Regions from separate parts of the Mus musculus genome. Here region 1 is linked to region 2. The links are chromatin loops, found by intact Hi-C in ENCODE. Cell type or tissue: gastrocnemius. All regions are shown on one strand. Each heading gives the region's core, and the rest is flanking DNA. Links, peaks and the distances in the headings are about the cores only. Region 1 holds the start of Gstm1 (glutathione S-transferase, mu 1). Region 2 overlaps Gstm6 (glutathione S-transferase, mu 6).

What was found. Peaks named below come from ENCODE experiments on the same cell type or tissue, not always from the same donor. Only the 100,000 strongest peaks of a DNase experiment are listed, where the experiment ranks them.
Region 1: a loop joins it to region 2, with 2.5 times the contacts of the local background. A loop is called at or near these places in 15 of 42 quality-filtered maps.

What each region holds. Positions count from the first base shown.
Region 1 is chr3:108,015,679-108,021,049 of GRCm38, forward strand. It overlaps Gstm1 (glutathione S-transferase, mu 1), which reads right to left and starts at 2,295. Exons shown (of 8, transcript NM_010358.5): 1 at 2,062-2,295; 2 at 1,673-1,748; 3 at 1,206-1,270; 4 at 841-922; 5 at 650-750. The coding sequence starts at 2,097. It also overlaps the pseudogene Gm12502. In gastrocnemius, for the core only: a CTCF peak has its summit at 2,438; DNase peaks (open chromatin) are centred at 1,900 and 2,390; H3K4me3 peaks cover 2,972 bases; H3K27ac peaks cover 3,973 bases.
Region 2 is chr3:107,937,300-107,942,670 of GRCm38, forward strand. It overlaps Gstm6 (glutathione S-transferase, mu 6), which reads right to left. Exons shown (of 8, transcript NM_008184.4): 4 at 5,034-5,115; 5 at 4,834-4,934; 6 at 3,890-3,985; 7 at 3,694-3,804; 8 at 1,548-2,017. The coding sequence ends at 1,928. Among named protein-coding and RNA genes, the nearest start is that of Gstm6, 3.7 kb to the right of the region's middle. In gastrocnemius, for the core only: a CTCF peak has its summit at 2,264; DNase peaks (open chromatin) are centred at 2,273, 3,489, 3,675 and 4,137; H3K27ac peaks cover 1,347 bases.

The DNA of each region.
Region 1 (5,371 bases), core at 115-5,114, 78 kb after region 2:
GGTCAGACATCTGCTTCCTTATCACTTAGGGAGTATACTGGTGCCTGTTGGTGCATGGGGGTCCAATGTTGATGCCAAGTGTCTTTCTCAATCACTGTGCACCTTATTTCTGAGACAGGGTTTCTTAGTAAATCTAGAGCTCAAAGAACAACTAGCCTCAGTGGTCAGCAAAACCCAAGAAGCCCTCCTCTCCTCCCAGAGCACTATATTTATAAGACCAGGCTGCCACACTGGGTGTGTGTGTGTGTGGGGGGGTGTTATAGGGTGCTAAGAGTTCATATTGAAGCCTTCATGTTATGTAGCAAGCACTTTTACTCCACATCCCCTAATTTCATCCTGGGGGCTTTTGGTATAAACACTGGGTAAGACGGCACATTGGAAGAGACCAATGGACAGATTTAGCAGAGATTTACAGCTGTACTGAATAACTTAGATCAACTGTCCACCAGCAGAACCTTAACCATATCCTAAGACCAGCAGGGATAGTTTCACTGTGTTGATGTGATAGATCTCAGGGGTGACAAGGGTCATCCTGCTGGTAAGATCAGAAAGCTTAGAGAATCATTACCAAAGGAGGATGCTACAGATCTGAACGTGAGACTTTAACTCCTGCTGTGAACCCTGTCTGCCGCACCCACTGGCCACTCACAAAGTCAGGGTTGTAACAGAGCATGATGAGCTGCATGCGGGTGTCCATGACCTGGTTCTCCACAATGTCTGCACGGATCCTCTCCTCCTCTGTCTCTCCATCTGCAGCACACACAGTACACTAGGCATCCCAACCTTGCCAAGCCGAGGAGATTATCCCCCATCTCCCACCCTGTGGCCAGCCCCACTCACCCAGGTGGTGCTTTCGGGCAAGGTAGCGCAGGATGGCATTGCTCTGGGTGATCTTGTGTGATCCATCGATCAAGTAAGGCAGCTGGATGGACAAGCAGGGAGGGTCAGATGGGATATGGGGTACCTGAATCCTTTCTCTGGGTGAGAGAAGACACAGGGCCTGACAGTGTGCCTGCCATGGGAAGCCCTCCATGGGCACAGTGTGCACTGAATGAGAGAGCTGGGGCACAGCCCATCACAGAACACTGTGCAGCCAGCAGGGATGGAGCAGGAGAGCAGAAACACTGATCCTAAACCCTCAGCCAGGCCAGGAGATGAGGTGAGATCACCGTGTCTTCCCCAAACCTCTCCTCCCCTGCACCTACATTGGGAAAGTCCAGGCCCAGCTTGAACTTCTCATTCAGCCACTGGCTTCTGTCAAAGTCGGGAGCTGTAAACAAGAAGATGTGAAAAGGCATTACCCCACTGTCCCACCCTTCTACAGATTATCGACCAGTAGCAAGAACCCCTAAGGCAGGGCCTCTGCAACCTGTTACAGAGAGTTACTTTCCAATGTGGAGAAGGGTCTGAATAACAACTGATAATAAAGGCAGCCTGGACCCAATAAGACCCCAGTAGTGAATTCTGTCGAATTATAAATACAAATGGACCAAGGAACTCCATTCTCCATGATCTATATTGGAAAATCAAACTGCACTCTCAAAGAGGTTTCTGGAAGCAGCAGCCTCTATCTTTAGCTAGAGGGAGACCAGCAGGGCTAAATAACGGGAAATCTAGGCATAGTTTGATAGGTAAGAGGGAAGCAGGTGTCTGACCAGGAAGGTGGCATTACCGTCACCCATGGTGTATCTCTTCTCATCATAGCTTGAGTCTGTGTATTCCAGGAGCATGCGGATCGGGTGTGTCAGCTGGGAGAGATGACCAGAAGAGACAGAGGTCAGACATTGTGGGGACTTCTTTGTATGACTTCATCTTCACCCGTTGAGACCTCCCACACTGCACAAACGCCGTCACCCCGCACGTGCATGTGCACACCACACACATACGCGCGCGCGCACGCACACACACACAGCCACCCAAGTGCGTAAACTGAGCGCTGAGAGCTACAGGCAGGAGATTCCAGTGAGAGCTGAAGAGTACCCGCTGTAGGAAGGGCTCCTGCTCTTAAGAACTTTCTGCTTCACATCCCAGTCCCACCCTCCAAGTGGACCCCTCTCTCACTCCGCGGACGTTCCAGTATCCCAGTATCATAGGCATGGTGCTGGTGCTGTGGTCTTCTCAAACTGGCTTCAGCAGGACTGACCTGTGTGTTTGGAGTTGTGACTTTATACAGACTACTAGAGAAACGTGGGCAGGACAAAACAGCGGGTCCCTCCCAACCCTGCACCAATCCCAATTAGGCACTCCCCTTCCTAGGTCTGTAACCAGAGCAGCAGACCCTAAAGCGGAAGGCAGAGGCCACACCCTCTCCGGGAGAGGCGGGGTTAAGATCCTTAGCGGCCTCTGTCCCGGGATTCTGTTTTGCACACGCTGAAACAGAATCTGCTCTCCTGCTTCCCCCGAAACCCTCTTAGCGACTGCCGCCATCGCCGCCTGCTGGATGCTCCCTAGACTAGCTAGCACTTTGCCTGGAGTCTGGCCAGACAGCGAAAGAACATTGGGTGGGTGTTCTCCCGCCTTCCTTTCTTTTGCAGAGCTCGGTTTTCACACCCAGACTGTGGGAATCTGTCATTGGGGAGGCTCAACTCTCAGCTTAAAGACAAAAAGGCGAGAGCCCCCGACCTGAGAGTTTAATGTAGCACTTATCGTCATGGAAAGAACTCTGTCAGTCTGACAGGTACCGGATTTTTGCGCACACAGCCTCAAGTTACAGGAACAGTCGGTGACATGGAAACAACCCCAAGGCAGAGATAAACAGGGCTCCGTATTTTCCTTTAGGGGGTTTGAGAACTGTTATCAGTTATTAAAAAACTAATCTGTATTTTGGCCGTGTTTATGAATCTAAATTCAAGTACCAACCACAGAGGGGCCGGAAGTTTGAGGGAAGCCACAGCTGTGGACAACAGTCAGCTGACAAAACCCAGCAGAGCACAAGGGAGAAAAAGAGCCCACGCTGGGTTGTGCCATAGAGAGGGAGAGCATGTGACCCAAGAAGTTTGCTTTCAAGGGATACCAGGATGCTGTACACATGGGAGCCCAAAGCAAGACCCTCAGCTGTCCCTAAATGCAGGACCTGGCCCAGGCTCCGGACATGCGTTTGTATATGACAGGGTGGCTCAAATGACCTTTCAGGTTACCCTGAGATATATAGTAGTATATCCTTCACAAGTAGTATATGCCCTGTAGTATTACCTTCACAAGGTCAATGTCCTCCCAAGAACACTGTCCTACCTGTTTACTTTCTTTTTTGCAGACAACCAAGAGGCTTGATGGAAGGGGAGACTAAAATGAGTTTACAAGTCAAAGGCCAAGGCTGTTGCTCTGCAGGACGTACATTTTGGGATTAAATCATCCTTTACTGGGACTACGGGGTATGAAGGCAACATATCATGTCACCCACATAGGAGCTGTGCAGTGAGGTTGCAGGGGGCAAGCAGAGGCCATCTCATCCTAGGACATTAAAGAAACCACATGTTCTGCAGGTCTTGGTGAGGATGCACGAAAAGTGACCATGTCACTGGGGCTTTAGCAGCAGTTTGGTGGGAACTACAGGGACATATTTTGCAAGTATGAATGAGGCACTTCAGCAGATTGTCACACACTGTGGGAAGTAGAGAAGGAGGAGTGGAAGAAAGCAGAAGGAATCCATACTGTCTAGGACAAGGACTCAGAGGGCCTGGGAAGGGAGCCAGAGCCCTGGAGCCCTTCAGAGGACAGAATCTATCTGCAGACAGGGATAAGGGCTAGGACAGCAAGTTCTCAATGCAGGGTCCCCAGAGTCCGAGATCATTGTCCCTTTGAATGAGAAAGGTCCCTGAAAGGCAGCAGGGAACTGTGGGGACTGGAGACGTGGAGAGATCTGAAGCTAGGAGTCACAGCCAGTGCTGTCTTGGAGAATTTAATCCCAGCGTTGGTCACTGATCCTCTGGGTGTCTCTGTGCACTGTCACAAGTTCACAGTGCAGCCAGCCCTAGTGTCTTAAAAGGACACTGTACAGGAAAAAAATCTAAATGTGCTGGAGGAAATTTGGCTTATAACCTATAGAGTGACATCTGAGATGGATTCCGTAATTTCTTCCAGGCCAATGGGTGACATTCAACATGGTCCATGCAAAACCACAGAATTCTATAAATAATGGCTTTAAAAATTTTAAAACTCGGGGTGGGGGTGAAGAAGGGGCCGGCCTTCGAGTGACAGCGGCGCAAGATGTCAGCCACCACAGGCTCGGGAGTAAAAGTCCCTCAAAATTTCTGACTGTTAGAAGAATTGGAAGAAGGACAGAAAGGAGTAGGCGATGGCACAGTTAGCTGGGGTCTGGAGGACGACGAGGGCATGACACTTACAAGATGGACAGGCATGATAATTGGGCCTCCACGAACAATCTATGAAAACCGAATATACAGCCTTAAGATAGAGTGTGGGCCTAAGTACCCAGAGGCACCCCTGTCTGTAAAATTTGTAACAAGAGTCAATATGAGCGGCGTGAGCAGTTCGAATGGAGTGGTGGATCCGAGAGCCACGGCAGTGCTGGCAAAGTGGCAGAACTCCCACAGCATCAAAGTCATCCTGCAGGAACTGCGGCGCCTGATGATGCCAAAAGAGAACATGAAGCTGCCACAGCCACCGGAAGGACAGCGTTACAGCAATTAGTCACCAAGGCCCCGGCCTCCCCTCCCCATCCAACCCAAGTCTTCATTTTCCACAGTAGTGAATTTTCTAGATACATCTGTAGACCTCAAAGTACTGGAGAGGAAGCTCCACTCAGCCTTCATCCTGAGGCACTGTTCTGATACTAACTTCTCGTCCATTTGAAATACCTAAGTTGTGCTGTGTAACATCAACTGTCAAGTGTAACCGCTGTCTGCCTGGTTGAACGTCTGGGATCAAGAAGGTGTTGAAATCGGTTTCCTGTGGGAGCGGTGGGCACAGCTAACACAACTGTGAACAGACACGTCACACAATCACCTGCTGCTGGCCCTTGGCCTGAGTCTGCCTTTGCCCTCCCCGCCCTCTGCCACGGCTGTGTGGTGGCCCTTAGAATAGATGGGAAGGCTTCAAGTAGCAGTTGTGGGACTGACTACTGCTGGGCTTGGGGCGCTTTGGCTGCACCCCTGCTTTCTTCAGTCTTAAGTGATGCCCCATCCAAGCCATGGTCCCCACTCTTCCACTCCCACCCTTGGCCAAAGCTTAGATTGTAACCCTCCCCTCCCTCTGAAATTGGCCATGGGTGAGGAATTCGGGGCTTCCCGTGTCCCCACCTTTATCAAGGGGTACTGCTTTCCCCTCCTCAACTCCCCTGTTGCCCATCACCACCCAACACTTGCTGTGGCCAGAAGCCATCAGATGAGGTTGGAAGAGCCTGGCCTACCTC
Region 2 (5,371 bases), core at 256-5,255:
TGCTTTCTTATAGAACCCAGGACTACCAGGCCAGGGATGGCACCACCCACAATGGGTCCTTCCCCCTTGATCACTAATTGAGAAAATGTCTTATGGCTGGATCTCATGGAGGCATTTCCTCAAGGGAGGCTCCTTTCTCTGTGATAACTCCAGCTCCTGACAAGTTGACACACAAAGCCAGCCAGTAGAGTCAGCATAAAGGATTTTGATCTTACCAGATTAATAAACATTTCTCATCTATGAATGTTTATCTTATAAGCTTTTCATTTTAATTAATCATTTATTTCACAGTGACCCGCACATCTGCCTATGAGTGCTTACTTCTTAACTGCTGTAACAGGCAGCAGCTGAGACTTGGCGTAAGGACAATGCCCAGCAGGGCCATCCTCCAACATGTTCCAAGTTACAGGTAGGTCTCACAAGAAGTGGTTGACAAAGGCTAGAATCCATGATCTAGCCTCCATCAAAGGATGCTTCTTCAATGAATCTAGCTCCTTTGTGGGTGACCTGACAGCACCAATCACACCCTGCTGCTCTGGGGCCTAGGGAAGTAGATCTGCCCATCTCCAACCATTCACTGGCAGCTGCACCTCTTAACTGCTTAGGTGAGCGAGGGCTTCTGGGTCAGACTACAACACCTCCACATGAAAAACCTCCTGTGGCCCATTCTATGTTTTCTCAGGAAGCATGGTTATTTCCAGAGTCCTTACGCCAAACACTGGCACAAGCATCTCCAAAAGCAGATGTTCACAATTTCCCAAACGTTAACTTGCCAGACACTGCCAGATGTATCAACACAGCCAGAATCTCCCCTCGATGAGCTGATGATTGAGTTTTTTGAAAATTCCTACAACGCAATCACCGACAGTAGGGAATGCTTATAGTAAACCATCTTGAAAAGAGAGAAAGATGGCTTCCAGGTGAGGGTAGATGTAAAACCTGGTGACTGTTCACCCTCTGCCCATCAGCCTAGCACCTCTCGGAAGCAAGACTCACAGGTGAGCATGGCCAACGGAGGGACTGCATGCACACTGCAGGATGACCACACTGCAGGATGATCACACTGCAGGATGACCACACAGCTTGATGATGACTGAGAATTCTGGTATAGAAGACACACCCACCTATAAGAACCCCAGGTGAACACTGCCAGGGCACATCATGATTTCTCTCTTTTTAAAAAGATTGTGTGTGTGTGTGTGTGTGTGTGTGTGTGTGTGTGTGTGTGTGTATGTGTGTGTGTGTGTGTGTAAGCCCAAGCAGGCAGTAGAGAGCATCAGATTCCCTGGAGTTGTGATTATAGGCCCATTGTGAGCCACCATGTGGGTGGCGGGAACCAAATCCAGGCCCAAAACAAGAAAGGAAGTGCTCTGAAAAGTTCAGCCATATTTGCAGCCCCTGTGCGTGGTCATACATCCTGACTACCTGAGAGTCCACCCCATGTTCCCATCACCTATTCATCCTTGTGAACCACAGAACAAAGACCACACAGCCACATTCATGTAGTCACTCCTGAGAATTCTAGGTAATACGACAGGACACAGAGCTAGTATGGATAACACTTTACTAGAGCTCACACAAGACTGGGCCTTCCCACTCTGGAGATGGAGCCTGCATACTGGGGAGTATGGATCTTTGGGCTAAGCTGCTCAAAGTGCAGTGAAAGATTGTCTGGTTAGAAACATGGCAGAAAGAAACAAGGGAAGCAAAGGACTTTGCTGAGGACAGGGAGCTGACATTGGAGGCTTGAGTGAAAGGGGAGACAAGGAGTTCTTGTAGAGGGAAAGTTAATGAAAAGACAGAGGGAAAAAAATGGGAAGATTGATGAAGAGAAGTTACTGGAAGCTAGCTGTGGCCCGGTCAGTGTTCACGGTGACAGGCACACTGATAGATCTTCCCCACCAACACCGGCACTCCATGCATGGTCTTACTCATTGCCCCACGTGGCCTGTTTTAAGTACACAGGACTTGGAAGGAAGCGGCTGGTCTTCATATAGGCAGAGATCTTCCTCAGGCCCTGCAGGTGAGAAGGAGAAACCAGGACCTCAGCTCTGCAAACCCACTCCAGGACCAGCCAAGAGACTTTAAAATCCAGAAGGAGAAAACCCACCCCACCACCCTGCAAAAGCAGCCCCACCATCACACCAATCAGCTGAGGTAGCAGAGGTTAAGAAACTTCCTCAGTCTCCCATGGCTAAGAGGGTCAGCCCAGCACTGTGGCTGCCACTCTGCTCCCTGTGCACTCCCTCCTGCCTCCCATAGGGGGCACTGTCACTCCTGGCTACAATGACATGCCTGTACTTAAAAGAAGCAAGGATCCAGAAAACCGAAAGGGTTGAGAACTGGCCTGTGTGGTTTGGAAGAGAGTCCAGGAGCCACCCAGTGACTCAGCAAACCCTGAGTGTATGCAGAGAAGGCCGAAGAGACTGCAGAGCATGAGTGGCCAGCTCCAGATGTTCACCAGAAGCTAACACGTCTCCACTTGAGCCCTAAGCACAATCCCACTGAGCCCCTACCAATCTCATCTCTAGCTCTGATGCAGTGGAGTGTGATACAGGACACCTTGTCAGAGAGTGCACAGGTCATTTCCAAAGATCAAGAGAGAGCCAGAGCTACCAGTCCCCAACAAGCCACAGCCATCTGTGTTCAGAACAAGGGCCTCTGCACTCCCCTCCTCAGCTATACCAGCTCGTGCACACTCACAAGGCCACTCCATGTGGATCACAACCGCAGTGATGAGAGCTAACTAAAAAAAGACATGCATCTCTTAATGGCAAGTGGGAAAGGAGAAGTGCTTCTAGGCCGAGATCTGTTGCTATGGCAATGCCTTGAACATACAAAAATGAAAAAAAGTACATCTTGTTGGTGTCAAACCAGAGAGTTCAGGGTGGATCATGGTTAACTGCGAGGTGAGAGCCAGGCAGCCATTAATATCACAGGCATCTCATGGTCTGTTGTGCCCCCCACCTACCGGCTTCACTCAGTCCTGGGATGGAGGGACAGTTTTACACGTCCAGCTGGGCCCGATACAGAGGGAAATTCCAAAGCATCTCAGTAAGGACAAAGTACGACCTCACTTCATAGGGGACACAATGGGAGCTGGAGGAATGGCGGGAGGAAAAAGCACACCCACCAAAAGAACTCAAGATGAAGTCTTCCACAGGAGCAGCCCTGAGTCACAGTACTTCACAGGTCAGCCACAGGACTGACAACACCAATCAAATATTACCATGGAGTATGTCTTGGTCCTGCACATCAGTCTGCCTTTCTCTCAGCCTAACGGTTGCAGGAACAAACACATTCTTCACATAATCTGCATACTGCAGGTCCTGGGCCGGAAACCCAAGCTGTTTAAAGGCCTGACTTTCTTTTTGGCACAAATCAGGAAGAGACACTGAATGTTGCTCTTAGAAGCCAAAAGCAGTTGGGAGCCCAGAACAGCCTCTACTCGTGCTAGGATGCTGAGCAAGTAGCTTACCCTACACAGTCTCGTGTTCCTTATCTGTTCATCGTGACAGCTAATTCTACCCAGGTTGCCTGCGTGTGGCAATGACAAATTGACTCCGCAGATCTAGAAGGCTGAACATGGGTCCTGGCAGAAAGTCAGTGCTCAATAGATCAGAACTAGGGAAGCAACCTGGAAAGGGGGAAGGGAAGTAGGGCATCCAAGAGGAAGCAGGACCAGGGCATCACCTCAAAGCGGGCCATGAAGTCCTTCAGGTTTGGGAAGGCGTCCAGGCACGTGGGTTCAAACATTCGATGCTGATCAAGGACATCATAGACGAGGAAGTCTGCAAAGGTGATCTGCAGGAAGTGAGGCTCAGTGAGGTGGGATCCGGATGCCTGGGAAGAATGGCAGCTCCTCCTGCCCACCTGCTACCCTCTCTACCTTGTCCCCTGCAAACCATGGCTGCTTCCCCAGGAACTCCGAGTAGAGTTTCAGCTGATCTGGGAGGCCCTTCAAGAACTCTGGCTTCCGTTTCTCCTGAAGCAGAAAATAATAGCTGTCATAACCCTCATGCAGGCCCTGTGGGAGAAAGTGTGGCTTTGCCCAGCTGTGCAAAGGAACAGGCATCTTCCTAATTCTGGGCATGTGCCATTTAACGCTTCACCACTTTAATAATCAGACTCTCGATTGGTAGCAGGCTTCATCTCTCAGGGGTGCCTGGAATGGAAATGCCAATCTGTCCCTGAATCTGTCATGACTGATGTCTAGCTCAGCACTGCCTTCCAGGGTAGTGCCTTCCAGACAGGTTCTGAACAGAACAGTCCAGTGGAAGAAGGAAAGCCAAGTATTTAACAATCTCAAGAGAAGAGACTACGTGATTTCAAAGAGGGATCTCAAAGAATAGAATCAGTTGAACAGCATAGGGTGTTGAAAGAGACAGTGGTTCTCTAGCTGACCGTGAGCTCCAGCAAGAGGCCCCGAGTTTTGCTACCACTAAGAACTCAGCTCTGAGAAATCTGTTGGGTAGATTTCTAAATACCCATGACCTTTTTCCCCTCTGGTTTTCATCTGTGAACCCCAGGGACAAGGTGGCTCATGGCAGTGGTCAAGGTCAAAGTTGAAAAGAATTGAACATATGAATTTGCTGTGTAGGAAATGAATTTGCAGCCCTTGGTATCATAACAATACCGCAAAACTTCTTGGAAACGGTATGTTGTACTTGTTAACAAAATGGGGGTGGGGCAAGAACTGTTGGCTGGATAGGAGAGCTTGATAAATCAGTATGGGTGGGTTCACATTCCAAAGAGGACATGCATGGAACTGAACACAGGCCCTTCCTTGACTCCTGCTGCAAACCCTGTCTATACCACACAGTGCAGACTCACAAAGTCAGCGCTGTAGCAAAGCATGCCCATCTGAATTCGAGTGTCCATGACCTGTTTCTCCAAAATGTCCACACGGATCCTCTCCTCCTCTGTCTCTCCACCTGCAGCACACACAGCCCAGACTCACTCTCAGCAGCCCACCCTTGCCAAGACCAGGGTAGGTGGCCATGGTCCCCCACCCTGCAGCCAGCCCCACTCACACAGGTTGTGCTTCCGGCCAAGGTAGCGCAGGATGGCATTGCTCTGGGTGACCTTGTGTGACCCATCAATTAAGTAGGGCAGCTGGATGGACAAGCAGGGAAGGTCAGATGGGATATGAGGTCCCTCCATCCCTTCCCTGGGTGAGAGAAGACACAGGGCCTGGCACTCAGTGTGCCTGCCGTGGGAAGCCCTCCATGGGCACAGTGTGCACTGAATGAGAGAGCTGGGACACAGCCCATCACAGAACACTGTGCAGCCAGCAGGGATGGAGCAGGAGAGCAGAAACACTGATCCTAAACCCTCAGCCAGGCCAGGAGATGAGGTGAGATCACCATGT